Regions from separate parts of the Homo sapiens genome. Here region 2 is linked to region 1. The links are chromatin loops, found by intact Hi-C in ENCODE. Cell type or tissue: GM12878. All regions are shown on one strand. Links, peaks and the distances in the headings refer to the core of each region. The heading gives the core; the rest is flanking DNA.

Region 1 (11,004 bases), core at 2,831-6,830:
TCCAGTTTCGGTTTTCTGCATATAGCTAGCCAGTTTTCCCAGCACCATTTACTGAATAGGCAATCCTTTCCCCATTGCTATTTCTGTCAGGTTTGGCAAAGGTCAGATGGTTGTAGGGGTGTGTGTGTGCATGTCTGTATGTGGACCCAAGCTAAGAGTCCTTGTCTTTTGGTAAGGTTTTTTTTTTTTTTTTTTTTTTTTGAGATGGGCTATTGGCAGGCTGGAGTGCATTGGCACCATCTCAGCTCACTGCAACCTCTGCTTCCTGGGTTCAAGCCATTCTCCTGCCTCAGCCTCCCAAGGTAGATGGGATTACAGGCGCCCGCCACCACACCCAGCTTGTTTTTGTATTTTTAGAAGAGACAATATTCCACCATGTTGACAGGCTGGTCTAGCACTCCTGACCCCAAGTGATCTGCCTGCCTCGGCTACCCCAAGTGCTGGGATTACAGGTGAAGGCCATTGCACCTGGCCATGGTAGGAGATTAAAATCATTTGTATATATTGCAGTGACAGATTTAGCAATTTTTACTTATGTCAACTCATTCACTATTTTTGTACTTTCATTTTTTTCTCTGTACTTTGTATTTTTTGTCTCAAGTTTTTTCTTTCTCTTTTAAAATTTTACAATAGTAATGCAGGATAAATTAATGTTTTCTTTACATTCTTTGTTAACCACACAGTTTTGAAAAATGTGTTGAACTAATCTTTTACTTATTATCTAATTCTTATTTCACTTATTATCTGAGGATATTATCTTCCTTGTATTGATCACCTGTGTTTCCTGTTCTTGTTAGTATAGTCTTACGTTTAAAATAGTTTTTAATAAAATTATTAAGTGTTGCAACTTATGCATTTCTTTACAAATTTTTTAACATTTATATAATTTTGACATTATAGACACAGCAACTATTTAGTTTTAATTCCATATTTAAGTGATTTTAATGGTCAATACAATTTTTAAAAAGTTTTATTTTTAATTGACATATAGTTGTACATATTTATGGAGGTACAAAGGGATGTTTTGACACATATAGAGAGGGTTTTAAATTGTCAATACATGTTTGAGAAATATTTTCAGCTTGGGCCCAAAGGTAGAATATTTCCTGAGTCCTTACATATCTGATAATGATTCTCTTTTTCTTCATAAGTCGAACAAACAAGATTTCAAGGTAAAATAAAAAAATTCTTGGGTCATAACATTTCCACTCAAAACTCTATAGCCATTAATATATCAATTTCATTTTTAATGTAATAAAGAATAAATGTGAACCAGAGTTTTTTAATATCATTTTCTATTTTTCTGGTCAATATTTCTTATTTTCCTTGAAATAAAAATTTTGCAAATCATTGGATTAAAAATGAAACACTGCAGTCTATAAACCCTAATACCATGGTAAGGAATCAAATTATTCTCATGCAATGTTGTGGAATTTTATATGAAAAAATAAAGACAGGTCAAAAAGGAAAAACATATATAAAGTAGAATTATACAGTGTGTGTGTGTTGTGTGTGTGTGTGTGTATATATATGTAACATATAGTACAGTTAGATGACTTTTACTGAAAAAAATAAAAATCTATTAATTTAGATCAAGAAGAGTGATGCATGGGGAGAAGAAAGAAGCAGATAATCAGAATTTTATTTATTTGTGCAGTCTCAAGTACAATAGATATTGAATCCTATGTGCTAGGGTGTGTGCCATGTGCTGAGTTATATGTGCTTTTCCTTGGGAAGTTAATACAGGGAGAAACACCTCCAACACCTTAAATAAGTGTGAAAAAATAAAGTCTTGTCAGTAGGATAACAAAAGCCTATCAAGGTTGTTATTAGATCAAAGAGGAAAGAACATGGTCAGTTCTGATCCAGCAGGTCACAGGCCTCAGGGAAACTAGGAAACGTGTATGATTTTTATGTAGTAGTTTCATTCCTTAAGAGAAACGTTGGTCCAGATGAAGCCTAACCCTTAAAAAATGAAGCTAGGAATTTTAAAAACTGACTTAATTAATGAAATACCCTGGTCAAGAGACTGGGTGACACAAGTACGGAGAACACGTTCTCGTTTTTTATTGCAAACAAATTGTACCCAAATTTCAAAAGGCACAGAGGGCAGAGGGAAGACTAGTGTTTGCCATATGAAACTACAAATAAAATATTTGAAATTTTAAAAGTTTGTTTTGCAATATCTTTTCTATATTTATTTTTTATTGTAAAATTTGCCATTTATAAAACAACATTTATTGGAACTATTGGTGGGAAGAGAAAATGTTTTAGTTAAATATTCATCGGTGAAAAGAGCTCAACTGAATGTGAACTGGATAAGCTCACATAACTCCAAAAGTGGGATACTGATTTACATAGCCTGTCCTCTTAAAAGCATAAACAAAATTGTATAAATTATGGTATAATAATTTAAAATTTGAATTATTCTTTTTGTTTTCATAAACATGCCCAATTAACTAACTCAAAATTAAACCATATGTGAGTCTCTATCCCTTCACTTCATCTTCCCCACTCCAACCCTTCTATAAATGCAGGGCAGTGATTCAGTGCTTCCATGTATCACATCTTCAGTCCTGGCTGTGTATTCCCAGTACATGGGAAGCTTTGAAAACATTTGAAGCTGGCTTCCCCACCTACTTTCATTAAAAAAAAAAAATATATATATATATATATATATATGCACATAGCAATTTAGCAGAGCTGTTCTGGGAGCCCACAATGGCATTTAAAAAAAAAAAACCTTCCTATGAAGCTGTAATGTATAGGCACTGACCTACTGAGAGTCACTAACATTTAGGAAATCAGGAAATCAAATTTCTCCTAGAAAAAGGAAAAGGAATGATTATATTATGTAATTTTATAATTATTCTTTTTAGCATCTGGATATTGCTATTACTATTATACTACCAATACTATGATATTAAAACTTATTTTATACTTAAAGTTAGAGACTATGAGAGAATGGTAAGTTTGTTTTTTTCCTCAAGGAGCTTTTATTTATCAGGAGATAAATGTAATAAAATCCTTTTATATTGTATGTATTATATAGGTATTAAAAAAGTGGTATGCATAAAGTGGGATTGTAATACAGCCGTTAAACCAGTTTAAAATGGTAAAAGTGAGGTCTAATGAATGCTAAAGAAATAAAAGGGGGTATTTGAGTTAAACTTTATATGTAATTTTCTAAGCTTACGAAGGAGAAGTTGGGAAGAGGGTGAGGACCAGTATTCCCGATGGGAAAGAGCAACACAAGTGTTTTACATGTTTCACTGTGGAGGAAATGGAAGCTAAGACTAATTTGATGGCTTACCAAACACTGTTATTTGGCATCAGAGTTAAGATAATAACTCCCCTATTTTTAAAACATGTTTGAGTTAGTGGCCTTTTTAATAAATTATGCCACCGAAAGACTGGAAACCTTCCAGGTAGCAAAACTCTTTTCCCATCTTACCAACTTTTCTAGCCTTCTAAAAAATATATTTTTAGAAAATACAGTAAAAATAGATGGCATTTCACTGGGATATATTGATCTTGTTAAGATGTCCAATTCAAAAACTGAATTAATAATTCTATTGCTATTTCTAGAAAATAGAAGCTTATGTAGGAAAGTAACTTGCAATTGGGAAGCTGCAGTTTATGTTGCTTAAACTCACCCTTACACTGTACCTATACTTAAAATCTTCATATAGACAAACAGCTTTTTAAATTATCTTTTCTGCATAAACATGTCTTCTATTTATAAATAAATGTTTGAAATATTATTTGATCACCTGTACAAACTTTAGGAGAGATTGGCCAACAACTGATTTTAGTGCCAGATTCTACAACACATTTATTTATAACTAATATTTTGAATTTATTTTTTTGACTTTTAGAAATGTGTTCAGTGTTTTATTATTCTTTGAAGAAATAAACGTATTCATTTACTTTAAATCATAAGGAGAATTACAAAATTATCACTATTACATAACTAGTTGTAGAATATTTAAGATGAAATCTACATTCTCTGGATCGATGGTTACATTGTGAAGAATGAATTTTGAAGCTATATTTTGATGGTATTTGGGTTTAAAGCTGATTCATCACTCTCTAACTATGTGAACCTGGATGAACATGTAAAACTTCCATGCCTGTTTCTTCACCCTTAAATAAGAATTATATATGGTTATTTTGAGGATTTAAATCTATGTCCAGCACATAGTAAACGTTTAAGAAAGATCAGCCATAGAAAGCTATATTTCTCTTTTGTTTTATCTTCTGAGCCTCTAAAAAAGGTTCTGTCATCGGTTTCTATGACAACTTGTGGCTTATGAAAGGAAGAGACACAGCGACAACTTTCTCTGTGACTCAACAAATTGGTATTAATAATCAACTGGCAACTATTTCTGGTTTGCATTATGGAAATACTACGAATGCACCATATTTTGAAGGTCTGCCTGCTCTGGGCATAATGTTTTGGCTAAAATTGTAAGTTATGATCAAGTTCGAAGATGTATTTAAAGCAATGCCTAAAAAATGATTTAACACATGATTTCATAAATATAATAGAAAACATTTATTAAAAATTATTGATCCATTTTATAGGATTATAACTAACAATTACTAGAGAATTTTAAGCATAATTACAAATAGCAAAATGCATTTAAAAAACTACATAGTGGAGTTCTGATATAAATGTATAACTTTTCCTCTGTTGAAATTGATAAAACCTGTTTTAATATAATGGTGACTTTTGTTTTGCTTTTCAAATAACAGCAACTTCTTTTTTCAGTTTGGATTATTCTCTGTTATGTGTCTCACACTATATTTCCTCTTCCCTGGGCTGTGCTGAAGTATCTTGTTTTTTTTTTTTTTCATTTTTTTCCCCAGCTTTATTGAGGTATGATTGGCCAATAGAAGTTGTGTGTGTGTATATATATATATATATATATATATATATATATATATATACATATACATATCAATCAAAACTTGATGTTTTGATACATGTAAACATTGTGAAATAATCACCACAGGCAAGCCGCGGTGGCTCACGCCTGTAATCCCAACACTATGGGAGGCCGAGGTGGACGGATCACGAGATGAGGAGTTTGAGACCAGCCTGGCCAACATAGTGAAACCCCATCTCTACTAAAAATACAAAAAATTGGCTGGGCATGGACACGGGTGCCTGTAATCCAAATACTTGGGAGGCTGAGGCAGGAGAATCGCTTGAACCCAGGAGGCAGAAGTTGCAGTGAGCCAAGATGATGCCCACTGTGCTCCAGCCTGGGTGACAGTGTGACTCCGTCTCAAAAAATTAAATAAAAAATAAATAACAGTAATAACAATCACCACAATCAAGCTAATTAACATATCCATTATACCACATAGTATCCATTTTCTTTTCTACTTTTGGGCTTCTTTTTTATTTATTTATTTATTTTTTTTGTGGTGAGAACACTTAAGATCCACCCTCTTAACAAATTTCAAGTATACAACATTGTTAACTATAGTCACAATGTTGTACATCAGCTCCCCAGAACTTATTCATACTGGATATCTGAAAGTCTGTAGCATTTGGCCAGCATCTCTCCGTCTCCCCCTCCCTCCAGCCCCTGGCAAAATCCAGCAGAACTCTGATTCTATGAGTTTGATTATTTTAGATTTCATATATAACTGAGATCATTTAGTACAGGTATTTGTCTTTCTGTCTGACTTATTTCACTTAGCATAATGTCTGCAAAGTTCACCCCCATGTTAACTAAATGGCAGGATTTTCTTCTTCATTAAGGTTTAATAATAAAAAACACATTCCCTCTATAAAAAGCAAGCAGGGATGGTGTTCATGGTGGAGGTAGGAGGTGAAGTGAAAGACTGAATTGACTATCTGCTGTTTTTCCTAGAGTTGACCCCAGATATAAAGATTCAGAGTTTTTCATCAAAGTAATATTTTATATTTTGATTGTAAAACTTTATGCAAAATCAAATCAGTTACATTGATTCCCATTTTTTACAAATTAAGGGCATTTCTGGTTTTCTGTATTCCATTTATGATTTATTAAAGACATTAAGAACAAATCTTGGATTTTACTTGTGGACTATATCATTTGCACAATGACATCAATTCTTTATTTTTTTCTTTCATCCTTCACCTCCTCCCAACCTTCCTCTCAAGATCTCAAAATCCATTACATCATTCTTATGCCTTTGCATCCTCATAGCTTAGCTCCCGCTTATAAGTGGGTACATACGATGTTTGGTTGTCCGTTTGTGAGTTACTTAAGTTAGAACAATTGTCTCCAACTCCATCCAGGTTGCTGTGAATGCCATTATTTTGTTTCTTATTATGGTTGAGTAGTATTCCATAGCATATATATACGACATTTTCTGTATCCACTCATTGGTTAATGGGCATTTAGGCTGGTTCCATATGTTTGCAATTGCGAATTGTGCTGCTATAAATGTGTGCCAGTGTCTTTTTCATATAATGACATTTTTTTTTCCTCTGGGTAGATACCCAGTAACGGGGTTGGTAGATCAAACAGTAATTCTACTTTTAGTTCTTTAAGGAATCTCCATACCATATTCCATAGTGGTTGTGCTAGTTTACATTCTCACCAGCAGTGTAAAAGTATTCCCTTTTCATCACATCCCTGCCAACATCTGTTATTTTTTGATTTTTTAATTATTGCTATTCTTGCAGGAGTAAGGCAATATCTCATTGTGATTTTAATTTGCATTTCCCTGATAATTAGTGATGTTGGGCATTTTTTGATGTTTTTTGGCCATTTGTATATCTTTTTTTGAGAATTGTCTATGTCCTTTGCCCACTTTTGATGGGATTATGATTTTTCCTTGCCTATTTGTTTGAGTTCCTTGTAGATTCTGAGTATTAGTCCTTTGTTGGATGCATAGTTTGTAAATACTTTCTCCCACTCTGTGGATTGTCTGTTTAATCTGCTGATTATTTATTCACTGTGCAGAAGCTTTTTAGTTTAATTAGGTACCATCTATTTATCATTGTTTTTGTTGCATAAACTCTTTGCCTAAACCAATGTCTAGAAGGGTTCTTCTGGCTTTATCTTACAGAATTTTTATGGTTTCAGGTCTTAGATTTAAGTCTTTGATCCATTTTGAGTTGATTTTATATAAGGTGAGAAATGAGAATCCAGCTTAATTCTTCTACATGTGGCTTGTCAATTATGCTAGTACTATTTGTTGAATAGGGTGTCCTTTCTCCACTTTATGTTTTTGTCTGCTCTGTCGAATATCAGTTGGCTGTAAATATTTGGCTTTATTTCTGGGTTCTCTATTCTGTTTCGTTGTTCTACATGCCTATTTTTATATTGGTACCATGCTGTTTTTGTAACTATAGCCTTATAGTATAGGTTGAAGTCAGGTCATGTGATGCCTCCAGATTTGTTCTTTTTGATTAGTCTTGTTTGACTGTACAGGCTCTTTTTTGGTTCCATATGAATTTTAGGATTGTTTTTTCTAGTTCTGTGAAGAATTATGATGGTTACGTTGATGGGGATTGCATTGAATTTACCAATTGCTTTTGGCAGTATGGTCATTTTCACAATATTGATTCTACACATCCATAAGCATAGAATGTGTTTCAATGTGTTTGTGTCATCAATGAGTTCTTTCAGATGTATTTTGTAGTTTTCCTTGTAAATATCTTTTATCTCCTTGGTTGGGTATATTCCTGTTTTTTTTTTGTTGTTGTTTTTTTTTTTTTGCAGCTGTTATAAAAGGGGTTGAGTTCTTGATTTGATTCTCAGCTTGGTTGCTGTTGGTGTACAGCAATGCTAGTGATTTGTATGTATTGATTTTGTATCCTGAAACTTTACTGAATGCATTTATCAAATCTAGAAGCTTTTTGGATGAGTGTTTAAGCTTTCTAGTTATACTATCATATCACTAAAGAACAGTGACACCAATTCTTTAGTCTAATATTTAAATGTTAGTTAAGTCCCTAGTAATGGAATCCTTGGCTGATGTAAGAAATTGCTTAGTTTTATACAAATTACTTTTATTTTTCATAGCAATGTTACTTAATACAAATGGATAATGAATTTAATTTTCTGGAAAAACTCACTGTCCATTATGCAGATATGTATGTGTTATAATCTTATTTTCATACTCACTCATTAAAGATTTAAAATTTTAGAACACTTGCTTTATTATTTTTCTGGCCATATATTTTTTATTCTTATGTCATCACTTAAATATAAGCAGCTATGTGTTTTTATTAATAATCACTGTTTTAAAAGAATTATTTGGTTTTTATTCAGTCATGTGTCATAATTTTTTATATGCTGGGCAACAATTAGGTATAAGATGTCCCAATGAAATGAGAATAGATTACATAGGCAGATATTTTTAAGGTAAATTCCAACATCAGGTATGCCAAAATGTGAAAAATACATATTTTTAAAATGTAGGAAATAGGGTATGTTTTTGTTTGAAGACTTTTAATCACTGGGTTGCACTGAGTTGGCAAAACCTTTGGAGACTGATTCTTATTTTTAGGTATGTTGAGTCTGCAATTCTAGAGGCAATCACCAAGTATCTTTAAACTTAGCCAAATAGTTTAACTTAGGTACTTTTTTGTGAATAAAAAAGATCATTACGTAATCCAAACTATTGCTTTTACTTTTCTAACAGAACAAACTTTTTATGTAAATGTCTAGTTAACATTGTAGAAAATGTTTGGGCTGCCAAGAAAAAGAAGTTTCCTTAAGAGTTTGGGGAGAAAAGAAAAGGTATGCCAAGTTGAGTGCTCTGCTGAGCAGAGGGCGGTTCCCTGGCAAAGGCCCCCACCCTCAAGCCAGGATACCCATGGCCTTCAATGGGAACAGGCATTCTTGGTTTTGCACCCTAAAGTTGCCTTTTGGCCTACCACAGCACCCCCTGCAATCCCATACTCATATAAACCCCAAGCCCCTGGCTCCAGAGAGAGATAAGGAGATGAACAGAAGAGCAGAAGGACAGTAGAATGGCATAGCAGAGAGAAGAGAAAGAGCATCTGAATGCTAAGGGGAATTTGACTGAGGACTGTCAAAGAGGAAATCAGCTGCTAGGCGGCCAAACTCCAGGGGAAGATCATCTTCCCACTCCATTTTCCTTCCAGCTCCCCATCCATCCTGCTGAGAGCCACTTCCACCACTCAATAAAACCCCACATTCATTCTTCAAGTCCATGTGTGACCTGACACCTCCTGAATGTCGGACAAGGAACTGGGTACCAAGAGGGCACAGAGCTGGTTAACACTTAAGCCGTCAGCAGATGGTAAAACTGAAAGAACGCATTGTAATACATGCCATTTGGCCTTTAAGAGTCACAGGCTCCCACCCCCGGATGCTGTGGGGCTGGAGCCCAGGGGCTCTTGCTCCAGCTCCTGCACTTGCCTGTCTGCATGCTCCCCTCCTGTAAGGGGTTTGAGTGGTAGGGGAGACCTAACAGATAAGCCACACCCCTGTTGTGTGTTCTGTGAGGGGGGTCAAGGAACTCTCCTGTTTCAACTTTTCCAAGTCTGGTAATGAAAGTTATTGATGTAAAAATGCCTCAAGATTTTTACTAATTCTCAAAATCTCTACTATGTGTTAAAAAGTGTCCTCTGTTTCCATCTCAGTCTACCAAGTGAAACCTTTTCCACAACCCTTTTAAAACCCTGTCTCCTTATTGATAAATAATACACGTAATATCTGATGCGCTCACTCTTCTACTCCCAACTCCAAAGATTTGGTACACCCTCAGGGAAGTATATCTTTAATGTTTCCTATAACTTTAATTTTTGCACATTTTATAATGAATGTTATATTATTCTGAATATTGTGCTAACTTGAATATTACCTCAGAATCAAAGTTTTGTGAAGGTACAAGCTCTGTGTTGACAACTCTCTTTGCAATGCCTAATCATGTTCTGAAAACTAGTAAGTGCTTAATAAGTATTTATGGAATCAGTGAATGAAAAAGAAGCAGTTCTCTTTTATGATGACTCACATAAATATTAATTTTTAAAATATAAGCATAAAAGGAGTATTAGAGCACAAACAAATGCAAACACATGTAGTAATTTATAACTTACAAAACCCAGTGATTCATTTTATGACATTCTGATACTATCATTGTTATATTTTTTCTCTTCCAAATGCTGATGTTGTTTAATGTTTGATAGCATTTACGTTTTCCACATGCATTGTCAATATTTTCTACTAATCTTTTCCCTTCGGTTTTTGTATTATAAAGGTATCTCATCAGCAAATATAATGTTCTGAGTGTTCATGGTGTTTGTTTATGCCTGATTCCAGGAAAAATGCAAATTAGAATGGGGTTTCTACAAGTTTCTCTCTCTCCAAACAAAATATAAAGTGGTTCCACAGGGTGAATTAGGAGCAAATTTATTTTCCTCTAAAAGGATAACAGTATACAAGTTATAACAGTGCTTCTCTGTGGGAAAGAAAGGAGAGTGAATCTCCTTCCTCTCCAAGCAGGGTTTTGATGCTGAGGGATTAAAAGAGGGTCCTGAGTCACTCCAAATCCCTGTAAATCTACAGTAATCTGGGTCCTTGGACATGGGAGAATCCGTTCTTCTGTCAACACCTACTGCTTTCAGACACTATACTAAGCAGAAGAATAAGCCACAGACCCTTCCTATAAGGAGATCTAAAAATGTTTCTAAACAACCGTAATACGTAATGGAAAGTGATATCACAAAAGACATGGAAACAAAATGTTATAGGAGTCCCCCGAAGGAAGAAAAAGCTTTTTGTTGGGTGATTATGGAGGCTGGTGTCATGATGCTGGATTAGATTTATGGGAAAGATGCACAGGTAAAAACAAAGAGGAAGAGAATTGTAGGCTGATGGTACAGCATGAACAAAACAGGTCTTCCATTTGGTTGGAGTCTAAAAAGTGTAAATATTTTAAATATTGTCAATAATAGGTGCTTTTGATTGAATTCAGTGCCACGTATTAAATTATTGTCTCAATTTCAAACTCACCGTCTCTACC
Region 2 (8,784 bases), core at 4,334-8,333, 150 kb after region 1:
TTGGTGGGAATGTAAATTAGTACAACCACTGTAAAGAACAGTTTGAAGGTCCTTCAATGTAATGGTTAATATTGAGTGTCAATTTGGTTAAAGGATACAAAGTATTGTTCCTGGGTGTGTCTGTGAAGCTGTTGCCAAAGGAGATTAACATTTGAGTCAGTGGGCTGGGAAAAGCAGACCCATTCTTAATATGGGTGAGCACCATCTAATCAGCTGTCAGATGGCCAGAATAAAAGCAGGCAGAAAAACGTGAAAACACTAGACTGGCCTAACCTCCTAGGCTACATCTTTCTCCCATGCTGGATGCTTCCTGCCCTTGAACATTGGACTCCAGGTTCTTCTGTTTTGGGGTTCAGACTGGCTTCCTTGCTCCACAGCTTGCAGACAGCCTTTTGTGGGGCCTTGTGATTATGTGAGTTAATACTCCTTAATAAACTCCCATTTATATACACATGTATCCTATTAGTTCTGTCTCTCTAGAGAATCCTGACTAATACACTCAAAAAAACTAAAAATTGAGCTATCATGTGGTCCAGTAATCCCACTGCTGGGTATATACCCCAAAGAAAGGAAGTCAATATATTGAGAGCTATCTGCACTCCCATGTTTGTTGCAGCACTGTTTACAATAAGTAAGATTTGGAAGCAACCTAAGTGTCCATTAACAGATAAATGGATAAAGAAAATGTGATACAGATACACAATGGAGTACTATTCAGCCATAAAAAAGAATGAGATCCAGTCATTTGCAACAAAATGTATAGAAATGGAGATCATTATGTGAAGTGAAATAAGCCAGGCACAGAATGACAAACATCACATGTTCTCACTTATTTGTGGGATCTAAAAATCAAACAGTAGAACTCATGGATATAGAGAGTAGATAGTTGGTTACCAGAGGCTGGGAAGGGTAGTGGGAGTCTGGATGGGAGATAGGGACAGTTAGTGTGTACAAAAAAGAATAGTTAGAAGAACGAATAAGACCTACTACTCAACACAACAGAAGGGATACTATAGTCAATAATAACTTAATTGTACATTTTATAATAACTGTAAGAGTGTAATTGAATTGTTTATAATTCAAAAGATAAATGCTTGAGAGTATGGATACCCCATTCTCCATGATATGCTTATTTCACTTTCCATGCTGGTATCAAAACTTCTCATGTACCCCCAAAATATGTATACCTATTACGTACTCACAAAATTTTTTTAAGTAAAAATTAGGGTAGTGGGAAAAAAAAAAAAATTCTTCCCGTTGGTCTTCATGGGGTAGATCCTTCTCATTATTCAGGTCTCAGCTTAAATATCACTTCCTCAAAGGAATCTTCCTGGTCACTTTATCTAATGTGCTTATAGCCTCAGATGGCAATAACTTTCCACTTTCTTCCCCTAATTTTCTTTATAGCACTTACCAGTTGTGAAATGCTCTTGTCTATTTAGAATTTAAGCTCTACAGTAGCAAAGATGTATGTTTGCCACCATATTTCTGGAGACTGAAATGGTTACTGGCCCATTGTAAGTACAAAAAAAAAATTAAATGTATTATCAAGTACTCTTGAGAGCACTTTAAACCACTGCTAGTCAGAATATAGGTTGGTACCATCTTTGTAGAAAGTAATTTCCCATTATATCTCAGTTCAATGATTTTCATACCTGTTTACCCAGTAACACTATTTCTATAAAAACAAACAATTTTATTTTTTTTTTTTAAACATCAAAGTAATTTATTTGATTTGTTTGAAATCGAGTCATTTCTTCCCCCACCACATCCCCTGTACCTGTTCTGCCCCATCTAAAGTGTCCTAAGGCACAGATGTGATCATCCTGTTCTTTTGACAAAAACCAGTAACAGCTCCTTATTTGTGACTAGGAGAGACAGCCAAACTCCATAGGCTGGTTTCTCAGTAGCTCTTCCATTCTTCACAATGCCTTTTCACTTGGAGTGTTTTCCAACCAAACAAAGCCACCTGCTGCTATACAGCCTCCTGTACTCTTCCTATTCATTCCTCCTGAAAAGCCCCCGCCACAGTCTTCTCCGGTGAAAATTCCGTTTGTCCTTAAGGCCAGACCACATACTGCCCCCTACAGGCAGCCTTCCAGGACTCAGCTTTACGCAATTGCTCATTCTGAACAAAAAACAAACAATTTTAAAAATCAGAGTTAAGAGCAAAGATTTATGGAGTTATATAATACACATAATATAAAAAATATATACACCTACTATGTATGCACCAAATTATTTAAAATAAAAATGAAATAAAAAATTTAAAAAATTAAGGTAGTGGGAAAATGTATTATTTTATATATACATATGCATATATATACACACACACACATATATATATAGTAGCATATATATAATTAATAAAATTAGAAACACCTCAAAGGTCTGACAAAGAGGAGATGGTAAATTAAACTATGATATCTTCACACAAATGGCAGTATTCATTCCACCTTGCTTTGGTAATCATACTTCCAAAAATCTCTCCCCTACTGGATATGAGATTAGGTGTCCCGTATCCCCTTAGCCAAGGGATAGACATTTGACCCAAGGTAAGCCAACGGAGTCCTTACCTGAAGTTTGAATATTTTGCCCATGGACAGAAAGGAAAGATGAAATATTTATTTCTTCCTTTCATTGCTCGTGCCTAGACAAGCCTCTCAAGCAATGTTTGCTAATAAGTTTCACCAGGGCTCTCTGATTTCTGCTATGGCTGACATCCCACTGGATACACTGTTCTGCCTTTCTGGTTTGAAATAATTTCAAAATATGAAATTATTTCTAAACTTATTCATAAGTAGCTGTTGCCCTCTGAGAGTCCTTCATTGCCACAGCTAACCCAGCCTCTGTCCAAGTACCCTCTGCATGACCCACTATTCCAATAAATAAAGGGGTAATCCCTAGCTCAACAGCTGTGTGGTTGGCTTTGGTTCAGAAAGGTAGAGTGCTTCATGCCATTCAAGGTATTTTCAATTCCACTCTTGCTTCCTGTCCTTAACAAGTCCCTTTGATTTTGTGTGTTCACTCATATTTTTCCTTTAATTTCATATTTGCTACATTAGTTCAATTCAGTATTTGTGGCTGGCAAAAGAAGAATTCTATTTGATGTACTCTGAGTCTTGTTTTCAATGTTGGAAAATTCTTAGTCAGTTAAAAAAATAAGGACACAAAACTATGTGAAGCCTAATTTTATTTAAAATATATTTTGAAATATTGTCATTTATATCAAATATTGACATGCATATATACATAGATACACGTAAAATATAGCAAAATCTTTTTTTTTAATTTTTATTTATTTTTTTTTAAATTATACTTTAAGTTTTAGGGTACATGTGCACATTGTGCAGGTTAGTTACATATGTATACATGTGCCGTGCTGGTGCGCTGCACCCACTAACTCGTCATCTAGCATTAGGTATATCTCCCAATGCTATCCCTCCCCCCTCCCCCCACCCCACAACAGTCCCCAGAGTGTGATATTCCCCTTCCTGTGTCCATGTGATCTCATTGTTCAATTCCCACCTATGAGTGAGAATATGCGGTGTTTGGTTTTTTGTTCAAAATCTTATAATGCTCATCTTTTGGTATTATAGTATATGGAAGATATTCTTCATAATTTTCATTATTTTCCAAACTTTCTGCATCTATGTATGTATAAACCGCTAAAGTTACATAATTTTAAAAATAATTAGGATGGATTATAGCTCTATCGGGGGGCGCTCAGCTGTTGTATCAGGCATTGTTAGAAGTGAATTTATAACCCTAATGATGGAATATTTTAATTGCACATGTTGATCTTCTTAGCTTCATATGTCTATGTCATATACATCAATTTCATGATATGTAATTCTTGCTGTGTTGATAATCAGACTTGATGCTAACTTATATCATCTTACAAGATAAATTATATGATCACCCAATCTTTAGCAGTTATGCCTATTCTCAGTTCATACAACATTTAGGAAATTATTACAGCTGTCATTGGCCTTTACTATGGTACTGGAGTGTACCTAGGAACAACTTCTACCTAGAAGGCATTGTAACACAAATTCATTCACTTTTTAAAGGGAAAAATTGGGAAACATGGTGGTATTGTCCATGGATAGAGTTTGTAGCTAGATCTTTTCTTGGATGAGTGCTTTGAAAAATGCCACATTTTCATAAAATTCTGGAAAAAATTCTCACTTCAAATTGCTGAATTAGTGTTTATAAACCAGAAGACAGAAAGTGTTGTGTTCAACAGCCAAACCTCCTGGTGACCCACAGCTGTGTCTGGACCAAGACTGCATATTTAACTCAAGGAAGAAGTGCCTCTTTGAGTACCTCACTCCCCAGCATGGAATGTTAATGAGAATTCTCTACCAGATGTGTGGACTTAGTGCTAGACAGGAACAATATTGAAAAGTATGCAATTAAACTTTTAACTTTTTTTTTCAGATAAAAAGAATGGGAAGGTATTATAAATAAATATACTTTAATGGTTATTACCATTATATTAGAAATTAGTTGCATAATTCAGTTCACTGTTTAATCATAGGTAAAATTAATTGAGGCCACATGTGCCTACCTATGGCCATTTGAATGTATCTAGTGTGGTAGGTGACTCCTGCAATTGTTCCTGAGGTTCTCTGCAGGATATTTCTCTTCTCTCATCTCCTAGCCAGACTCAGAGAAGCCAATGGAGTATTTGGAGCAACCACTACGTGGAAGGAGCCCAGATCCTGAGTAAGCTGGTAGGCCACCAGCCAGATAATTAATTGACATGAATGAGAAATAAAGATGATGTGTTAACAAATAAAAACACATATAGAAATAAGCATATTCATGATGTATAAAATACACTTATAATATCTAAATAAGCATAAAACTTTACCAACATCATAAGGAAAATAAATGTCTTGTAGGACTTGAATGAAGAGGAAAACACATCTGGAGAGGATATGACTCAGGATAACCACTGCCTTTTCTAGCATTTCCTGACTGCTCAAATTTGATTAGCGCTTCCCACCTGACCCTGTGTGAAGCCCATGGGCTTATTTGTCTGAATCCCATCTGTACAGTAAGCTCCTTGCAGCCAGGCCATTATCTTATTTATCTTGAATTACTTGTAATTACTTAGTCCCGGAAACATACATAGATGTTTCTTAGTAAATACTCATTTTTTTAGTGAGTGATGTATGAAAATGAGAAACATTTCACAACTGGACAGTAAAGATGGCATTTGTTAAGAAGTAGAATTTTGATGGTGGAGACTCTGATGAGAAGGACATTCCAATCAGAGGAAACAGTGTTAGCAAAGGGCATCATAAAAAAACAGGTGAGCAAGGCTGTATAATCCTACGCTGGAGGTCTCTGTAGCTGTATCAGGAAAGAGGTCTTTGGTATTTTATTTGTATATAAAAATTCACATTTTCTAATGCATGTTAGTAGGATAAATGTCTTTTTCTTTGTCTACTGGTGTTTGCCTCTGTTTTTAATGTGTGTATGACAGCATATGTGAATTTCGAAAATAAGCACAGAGAACATGGATAACATTCTAGAATATAAAACTAACAAAGTATTACACAGTTTCAAAATGACAATGACATCTATATATAGAAAACAAAGTTGGTGAACATTAACAACATGAACTTTCTATTTTAATAAGAAAATGGAAAATAAAGAATAATGATATTGTAGATATCAAAATAATTTACCAATAAGATTAAATATTTTGTTAAATAGCCTGATTTTTACTGATAAATCATGTAAAAACACTTAGTGAAAGTATATTAATTGTGTATTATGGGTTAGGTGCTATTCTGAGTGCCATTTATGCACTGGGAATAAAATAGTCCCTGCTCTATTTTGTAATTATAGTCTGGTAGGTTAGTTAGATAAGTAAATAAACAAATGGTGTAAAATGATAACAATCATGATGAATACTATGAATAAAGTAAACAGAGTGCAGAGAGATAAAATAATTGTGAAGAATCTACTTGTTTAGAATAAGTAGAGAGACCCTTCTAACAATGTGACAATTAAGGTGAGTCATGTAAGGCAGAATCAGGCAAGCGTGTTCTAGGCAGAGTTGCAGTTGCAGATGTTATTCCAGATATTAGTCAGAGCACCTGCCATCCTTCCTTCTTTCACCAAATATTTAGTGTGTGGCTACATTAGGTAAATCGACATACTCAGTGCTTAAAGAGATAGAGAAATGGACCAGGCACAGTTTCTGTCTTCAAGGAGGGATTGTAATTTTGAAATTATAACTGGCCATGGTGTGCAGGAGCTGACTCCTACACATATGAGAGCTGCTTGTTAAATACTCAGGAATGTTGTAACCTGCTTGTTAAATAGTTGGTAGCCTAAATCATCCATGGTAAGAGTATTTACACTACAATAATTGGCAGTCATTGTAAATCAGGGTGTTTTCTTTTCTCCAGAGAGTTTGTGGTTACATATTTACCAACAACCCATAACTCATCACTTGTAAGGCTGATTCAAGAGGAACTGAAGCTACTTGTTGACTTTAGGCTCTATTATATTCTACTATCAACTGTTTACATAGGGTACAACTTTGAAAAAGTACAAAAATATTATTTTATATTGCCATCTCAATATTGATAATGCAAAGTGCTTTCAGTAGCTTTTAGGGTTGGAAATTTGAGACTAAACTTGATAAGATCAGACAATATGACTCTTATTCCCCCCTCTACCCTCAGTATTAGCCAGACCTGTGATCATTGCTAGTGAAGTTTGCTCTTCCAGGAATACTCTCCCCATCACGATCTCCATCTGTCCAATCCTGTTGTCTTACAAGTATGAAATGATAGCTCCCATCTTAGAAGAAAGATTTCATTTCCCCCACATCCCTTCCTTCAATAGCTCAATTTCTTCATTTTTCATTCCAAGTCCCAAAGTTCCTATTTCAGGCTTTTGTCTCCAGCACTTCACTAAACTGTTCCTATGAAGGGCAGCAAATACAAAGGACAATTATCAGTCCTTGTCTTCCTCAATCTTGCAGTGATATTTGACACAGATGGTCCCTCATCATTCTTCACAATTCTAAATACAGGAGTTCCCTAGGTTCAGTCATTGGGAATTTTTCCTGTCTATTGACTTTCATTGGTATTTAGGTACTGATTATGTATTATGTATCGATGACTGACTTATTCTGAGTTCCAAGCACTTAGCACAGCATAGAAAGCCCCTTCACAGTCCAGCCTCAGCCCAGCTCTCCAACATCATGGCCTTCCATGCTTCACTTGACTCACGATGCTTGATCACACAGAAGTTCTTATTTTTTCTTGAAGAAATAAAGCTGAGTCTTTCTTTAAGACTTCATTTCAGTTTCCCTCTGCTTATAATACTCTACCCCTATTTCTTCTATAACTTACTGACATACTTTTTTCAGGGCCCTGCTCTAATGTCGTCTCTCTGACCATCTCATCTAGAATGTCAACACCATAATCTCACAATGCTTTATTTTTCTTCATACTAATTATTTTTGTGTCTATATAATATATATATGCACACACATATACATATGTATATAATCTCACTAACATAGTAGTAATACACTTTCTAAAATGTCTATCGACACAATATTACTTAATATATTATATAATATATAGCATAAATTGCAAAGATATAGTACTTAATGTATAGTATAATGTCATGTAATATAACATAATATACTCTCCCTGGAATGTAAACTTCCTGAGAACAGAAAGCTATCTTTCTATAGTTCCATCACCCAAAAACAGTGTCTGACACATAGTAAGAACTTAAAATACATTTTTTGAATGACTGAAAAATTACCTAAAAATTAATAATCCCCATGTAGCCTTTTTATTTAACTATTTTTACACTTCTTTACCCTCCTCCTTTTATCCACTGAAGGCACAATAATCTAGGCCATACAGTAGTAACTTATGAGAACCAGTTCTTGAATCCAGATATTTTCATTACTTTTTACTTCAAATACATGTTTCCATTGTATTGCCACCTCTAATTATATATTTTTTAGAACCAGTTAGTTTGTAATATCAAATGCCATTGGCAATTTCTGGCCACAAGATTTTTTTTTTTTTTTTTTTTTTGAGACGGAGTCTCGCTGTCGGCCAGGCTGGAGTACAGTGGCGTAATCTGGGCTCACTGCAGGCTCCACCCCCCGGGGTTCACGCCATTCTCCTGCCTCAGCCTCCCAAGTAGCTGGAACTACAGGCGCCCGCCACCTCGCCTGGCTAATTTTTTGCATTTTTAGTAGAGAAGGGGTTTCACCGTGTTAGCCAGGATGGTCTCGATCTCCTGACCTCGTGATCCGCCCACCTCGGCCTCCCAAAGTGCTGGGATTACAGGCGTGAGCCACTGCGCCCGGCCTCTGGCCACAAGATTTAATCATCAGGAAGATCTATTGAATATCTACTATGAGGTGTCCACTCTATTGGTGCTTGGGATCCAAAGACAAATAAAACACTTCTCTTGCATCCAAAGGTCTCTCTGTCTTACACAAGCATACATGCAAAAATTTATTGCACTAATTTCTGGGGAAATTATGTACAACTTGTACAGGAAAAGCCTCATATTTCAACGTTAAAAATTCTGTTTGCAGAATGAATTTCTGCACATACATGCACATATGCACACACACATATGCACAATCATACATACGCACTTTTTAACAACCTTAAGTGTATAAGAACATGATATGAACTCTTTCTTTTTGAGGGTATTTATATTTCAGGGCCAGATATAACCACAGAAACATCTGACCTTAGCAGAAATATTATTCCT

What was found. A loop is a pair of places that touch in the nucleus more often than their neighbours do. Peaks named below come from ENCODE experiments on the same cell type or tissue, not always from the same donor. Only the 100,000 strongest peaks of a DNase experiment are listed, where the experiment ranks them.
Region 2: a loop joins it to region 1, with 5 times the contacts of the local background. A loop is called at or near these places in 1 of 110 quality-filtered maps.

The regions. Positions count from the first base shown.
Region 1 is chr6:74,442,882-74,453,885 of GRCh38, forward strand. All of the region lies in intron 2 of LOC101928516 (a long non-coding RNA gene), which reads left to right. Among named protein-coding and RNA genes, the nearest start is that of SNORD156, 680 kb to the right of the region's middle. In GM12878, for the core only: no CTCF peak of the experiment used is centred there; a DNase peak (open chromatin) is centred at 4,350.
Region 2 is chr6:74,592,485-74,601,268 of GRCh38, forward strand. The region is part of intron 2 of LOC101928516 (a long non-coding RNA gene); the gene reads left to right. It overlaps LOC105377858 (a long non-coding RNA gene), which reads right to left. Exons shown (of 3, transcript NR_187974.1): 3 at 1,695-2,128. Among named protein-coding and RNA genes, the nearest start is that of SNORD156, 530 kb to the right of the region's middle. In GM12878, for the core only: no CTCF peak of the experiment used is centred there; a DNase peak (open chromatin) is centred at 6,117; H3K4me3 peaks cover 508 bases; H3K27ac peaks cover 1,599 bases.